Regions from separate parts of the Homo sapiens genome. Here region 1 is linked to region 2. A link is a loop called in an ENCODE intact Hi-C map of the cell type or tissue named here. Cell type or tissue: sigmoid colon. All regions are shown on one strand. Region 1 overlaps IQSEC1 (IQ motif and Sec7 domain ArfGEF 1). Region 2 overlaps LOC105376956 (a long non-coding RNA gene).

Region 1 (2,500 bases), 76 kb before region 2:
CCCCCCATTCTGTGTCTTCATTTATTTTTAACAGAGCAAAGAAAACATGGGAAGCTGAGAAGAGGAATGTGGAGATGGGCAGTGAAGGGGCACTGGGTTCCTGCTCAGCCTCTTGCCTCGGAACCCAGGTGCTCTAAACTGGCATAAGGGGCACTGGGCTCCTGCTCAGCTTCTTGCCTGGGAACCCAGGTGCTCTAAACTGGCTTTAGGGGCTGCCCTCCTCTGCTGCAAGCTGGGCCACCTCAGCCCCCTTCCTTCACTGTCCCCCTCCAAATGAAAGATTCAGAAGGGCACAAGACAATGCCCCTGCCTTGATGGCTTCTTGCAGCTTCCTGACTCCCGTAGGCCTGCCAGCTGCCTGGCCCTCCAGGAGATGGACTTGTAGGTGGGTGGCCCAGGACAGGTGGGGTTTTGATTGTTCCATATCTGCTTGCTGTCTCCCAACCACGTCTAGGCATTCCACAGGTGTGGGCGCTGGGCACTGTATCTGCCTTCATGGAGCCCAAGGACAGATAATAAACAAGTAAACATACAAATGGAGGACTGCAAGCCATGAGCGCTCATAGTAGGAAGAGCCTGGGAGAGGAGGAAAGAGTGAGGGAAGCCGTCTCTTAGTTGGCCCAGTTAAGCTGAGCCTCAGTTTACTCATTGGTAAAATGAGGCCAGGGGTAACTCCACCTACTTCACAATGTTGCCTTGAAGGCCAACTATCACTAAAGAACTCTAAAGTGCTAATTAGTATTACTTTAAGCTTGTCATAGGTGCTTGAAGGGTGTCTCTGGGTGGAGAAAGGGTAGGGGGCTGGGTGGGCTTAGGGAGAAAGAAGCAACTTTCCATTAGATCTTCCCCCAAAAAGCCGCCAAAAGGGTGGTACCAACCTCAGGATAGGGCCCATTCCCTTCTCTGGGGCGCATCAGAGCCCCAGAACCACACGGTTCGGTCCAGGCAGGCAAAGGCCAGGTTTTATAAACTGAAGGCAAAATCGGGATAGGCAGATGTTGAGTAGGCATCAGCGGAGTAGGCTCTGGTTGGGGGTTTGGCGCTGTGCATTTGTTGTGGTTACACGCTGGAGAGGAAGACATGGCTCCCGGGAGGCGCCAGTGTTGGAGGGGCTGCGCAAAGTCCTCCTTCCAGAACAGAGGCTTCGCGCGCTGGGACCTGGATGCAGTGTCTGGGACTCCGCCCTTGCGCTCTGCACCCCGCGCCTCGGCTCGGCCCCGCCCCTGCGCGTAGCCCCGCCCCTGACGCCCCGCCCCTGACCCCCCGCCCCCTGTGCTTCTTCCGCGGCGCCGTGTGGCCACGCCTCCTGTGCTCTCTTCCCCACACGCTCCGTGCAGTCTCGCCCCCGCGCGCAGCCCCGCCCCCAGCTCGCCCTCCGGCCCCGCCCCCAGCTCGCCCTCCGGCCCCGCCCCCGCCCTGCCCCGCCCACTTCAGGGCCACATTCCTCCGGCCCGGCCTCGCGCTGCGCCAAGCGGGCGGCGGCGGAGGGGCGGGCTTGGCTGGCCTGGGGCTCGGACTTGGGGCCGGAGCCGCGGGAGCCGGCGGACGCTGGACCAGGAGCCCCGACGTGATCGCGTGGCGGGTGGTCGGGTCTCCGGGTGGCCGGGTGTCGGCCCCGGGATCCGGCGGCTCGCTGGCGGGAGTCGGCGGCCTCTGCTGGGCCTGGGTCCCGGCTCCCGGCCCGGCCCGCTCCCACTGCGGCCGCCATGTGGTGCCTGCACTGCAACTCGGAGAGGACCCAGTCCCTTCTGGAGCTAGAGCTTGACAGCGGGTGAGGGCGCGGCGCGGGGCGAGCGGCCTTCCCGGGTGCTGAGCGGTGGGCTGGCGCAGGCTGTGGGGATGCCTGTGCGGGAGTGCGGGTGACCGTCGGGACCGGGCGCCCGGCGTGCGAGAGAAAGCTGCCTGCGGGGCGGGGTGCGTCCGCCAGACTGTGGGTTTGGGTGAGAGAAGAGCAAACAGGACCCGAGTTTGTGCGTGGGAGAGAGAGACGCGCCCTTGGGACAGGAGCGCTGTGTGTGCCCTGGGAGGGTCTCAGGATGGGAGTGTGTGTGTGTGATCGAGGGCCTGTTGGAGTGCAAGTTGGTGTGGGGGTGAGTTTGAGTTTGGGGGCTTGAGAGGGAAACAGTGGGACTCGGTGTGGGTGTGAGGTGAGGGGCAGGAGGGAGAGCGGAGAGTTGGTGGGAGGGTGCCCAGCGGGTCTGTGCCTGTTTCCAACTGCAGGCAGGGCCGGAGCTGCCAGGAAGGCCTCTTGCAGGCCTGTCTATTCCAGACATTGGGCCTATGTCTGGATTGATGTGTCTGTCCTGTCTGCAAGACCCCAAGTGTGTGTGAGGGTGGATGACCCTGAACAAACAGGCGTCCCAGGTGTGTCAGCAGCTTCTGTCGGGTACTCTGCCCCTGGCAGGGCCACTTGGGGGTGCACTGGGGTGTGTGGCTGCTGTTTGTGGCAGAGTGTGGATGTGAGGGGCTTTGTGTGGTGATGCGTGTGCACCTGGTGTGG
Region 2 (2,500 bases):
TCACTTAAAGGTCAGTGGGAAAATCAACATCTTAGAGCAGCAGAGTTGATGTAGAATCACTTGCCGGTGAGATGCAGGGGCAGGGGGGTACACAGCGGGAGAGGGTGGGGAGTCCCTGTGGAGGTTGTGCGTGGGGTGCAGGGGTTGGGGGGGTGCACAGTGGGAGAGGGTGGAGAGTCTCTGTGGAGGTTGTGGGTGGGGTACAGGGGGGTACACAGTGGGAGAGGGTGGGGGTCCCTGTGGAGGTTGTGGGTGGGGTGAAGGGGTGGGGGGGTGCACAATGGGAGAGGGTGGAGGGTCCCTGTGGAGGTTGTCAGGGGGGTACAGGGGTGGGGGTTGCACAGCAGGAGAGGGTGGGGAGTCCCTGTGGAGGTTGTGGGGGGGTGCAGGGGCAGGGGAGGATGCACAGTGGGAGGGGATTGAGGGGGTCCTCATGGAGGTTCTGGGTAGGGTGCAAGGGCAGGGGGCTGCACAGATGGACGGGGTGGGGAGTCCCCATGGAGGTCCTGGGTGGGATGCAGGGGCAGGGGGGCATGTGTAGCTGGAGGAGGTGAGGGTCCCCTTGGAGGTCCTGGGTGGGGTGGGGGGGGTGCACAGCTGGAGGGGATAGAAGGTCCCTGTGGAGGTCCTGGGGGGGGTGCAGGGGTGGGGGGTACACAGCGGAAAGGAATGAGGGGGTCCCCGTGGAGGTCCTGGGTGGGTGCCAGGGGCAGCCAGTGGGGGATGCACAGCCGGAGGAAATGGGTGGTCCCTGTGGAGGCGCGATGCACAGAGCAGGAGGAGGGAGCCGCCCTGAGAGGAGAAAGGCAGCCTGCTAAGCAAGAGCTACAGGAAGCACTTGGACAGGCCATCGGGCCAGAAGCACCTCGCAAGGGTGTCCGGGAGCTTTGGTGATGAAGGGCAAGAAAGAAGCAGCTAAGAGGGGGGCCTCATCACAGAGATGCTGTCAAAGATTCACCAAGCCCACCTAAAAGTATCTTTTATTACGGGAACTGCAATTCACCTTAGCAGCGCAAGAGGGCATGATTGCACTACCAAACCCAGAAAAGCACCCACGCATTCAAAAAACTGGAAGAGAAGGAAGAGAAAGGGAAAGGCAGTCAGCCGATCCGCTGCTGCACTGTTAGCAGGTGAGAGTCGGGTGATTTTATTGCAGCTGACAGTGCTCAATGATAGCACAAGGCCAGTTAGGAAAAGCGGGCACCGTGGGCATTAGCAGAAGTCACTATTACCAAGGCAGCCCTTGTGATGGCTCATTTTAGCAGTCAGCTTGACTAGGCTAAGGGATGTCCAGGGAGCAGGGAGAACGTGATTTCTCGTGTTTCTGTGGGGGGGTTCTGGAAGAGATGAGCACTTGACCCAGTGGACTGACTGAGGGCCACCCGCGCCAGTGTGAGCAAGCCTGCTTCAATCTGCTGAGGCCCAGATACAACCAACAGGAGGAAGGAGGGGAAATTTGTTCTATGCTTGACCTGGGACATCCACCTTCTCCTGCCCTTGCGTATGAGAACTCCAGGTTCTTGGGCCTCTGGACCCCATGTCTTAAACCAGAAGCCCCCAGGTTCTCAGGCCTGTGGCCTGGGACTGAGAGGGACACCACCAGCTGTTCTGGTTCTTAGGCCTTTGGACTCGAACTGAATTGCACCATGGGCTTTCCGGTTTTCCAGCTTGCCACTGGCATATCCTGGGGCTTCCTGGCCTCCTGAAGGGCATGAACCAATCAATTCCCACAATAAATCCCCTCATGAGTGTGTGAGTGTGTGTGTTTGTCCTATTTGTTCAGTTTTCTCTGGAGAACACTGACTAATACAGCTCCAGAACAAAAATAAAGCCTTCCTAAATACAGAAAAAAAAAAATAACCAAGCCAAAAAGGGAGAGTGGAACAGACCAGTCTTCAGAATGAAAGCCACACGAGGACGCCATACTCCACATAGTGAATTCACAACGGCAAACAACCTTCCAGAACAAACCAAAGACACCAGCTACATCAAAATGCAAGTATACCTAGCTCCCCTGCTAAGAGAAAGGTCTTTGAAGACCTTGTATCCATAAGCTACCGCCACCCTAGTTCTCTGGCAACCCCAAAGTGTGCAGGAAACAAGCACTGATTTCTCAGCCCCCATCTGCAGATGCACGGGGTTCCCCTGGTCTAGAACTGGGTCAGTCTGAGCCATAGGGGGTCTAGGACTGCTCCACATATCCCTCATTCTCCTGACCCCACCGGTCGAGGCCTGTCCTGGTCATGGCAATAGGCTGGAGTGCAGGAGCATGAGCCTGGCCCCAAGCACATAGCACACCTTTGCTCACGCCAGGTGCACCACAATCCCATTGACCACTTTGCTCCATGCCCAGCCCAGCGTCAGAGGGTGGAGAAGTGTTCCCTGCCATAAAGTGAGTCATAGCTAGGGTATAGACTACAAATACATTCCATCTACCCCAGACCACAAAGCAAAACCCACCAACTCTCTGCCAATACTCTAGAGGGACACCTAAGACAAA

The links. Hi-C counts contacts between places; a loop is a spot of excess contacts. Peaks named below come from ENCODE experiments on the same cell type or tissue, not always from the same donor. Only the 100,000 strongest peaks of a DNase experiment are listed, where the experiment ranks them.
Region 1: it touches region 2 in a loop (2.0-fold over the local background); 5 of 110 quality-filtered maps call a loop at or near these places.

The regions. Positions count from the first base shown.
Region 1 is chr3:12,966,658-12,969,157 of GRCh38, reverse strand. All of the region lies in intron 1 of IQSEC1 (IQ motif and Sec7 domain ArfGEF 1), which reads left to right. Among named protein-coding and RNA genes, the nearest start is that of LINC02022, 83 kb to the right of the region's middle. RefSeq lists an enhancer at 895-974 and silencers at 1,125-1,544, 1,655-1,704. In sigmoid colon, no CTCF peak of the experiment used is centred here; DNase peaks (open chromatin) are centred at 1,287 and 1,847; H3K4me3 peaks cover 1,791 bases.
Region 2 is chr3:12,890,681-12,893,180 of GRCh38, reverse strand. All of the region lies in intron 4 of LOC105376956 (a long non-coding RNA gene), which reads right to left. Among named protein-coding and RNA genes, the nearest start is that of LINC02022, 6.7 kb to the right of the region's middle. In sigmoid colon, a CTCF peak has its summit at 1,000; no DNase peak of the experiment used is centred here; H3K4me3 peaks cover 375 bases.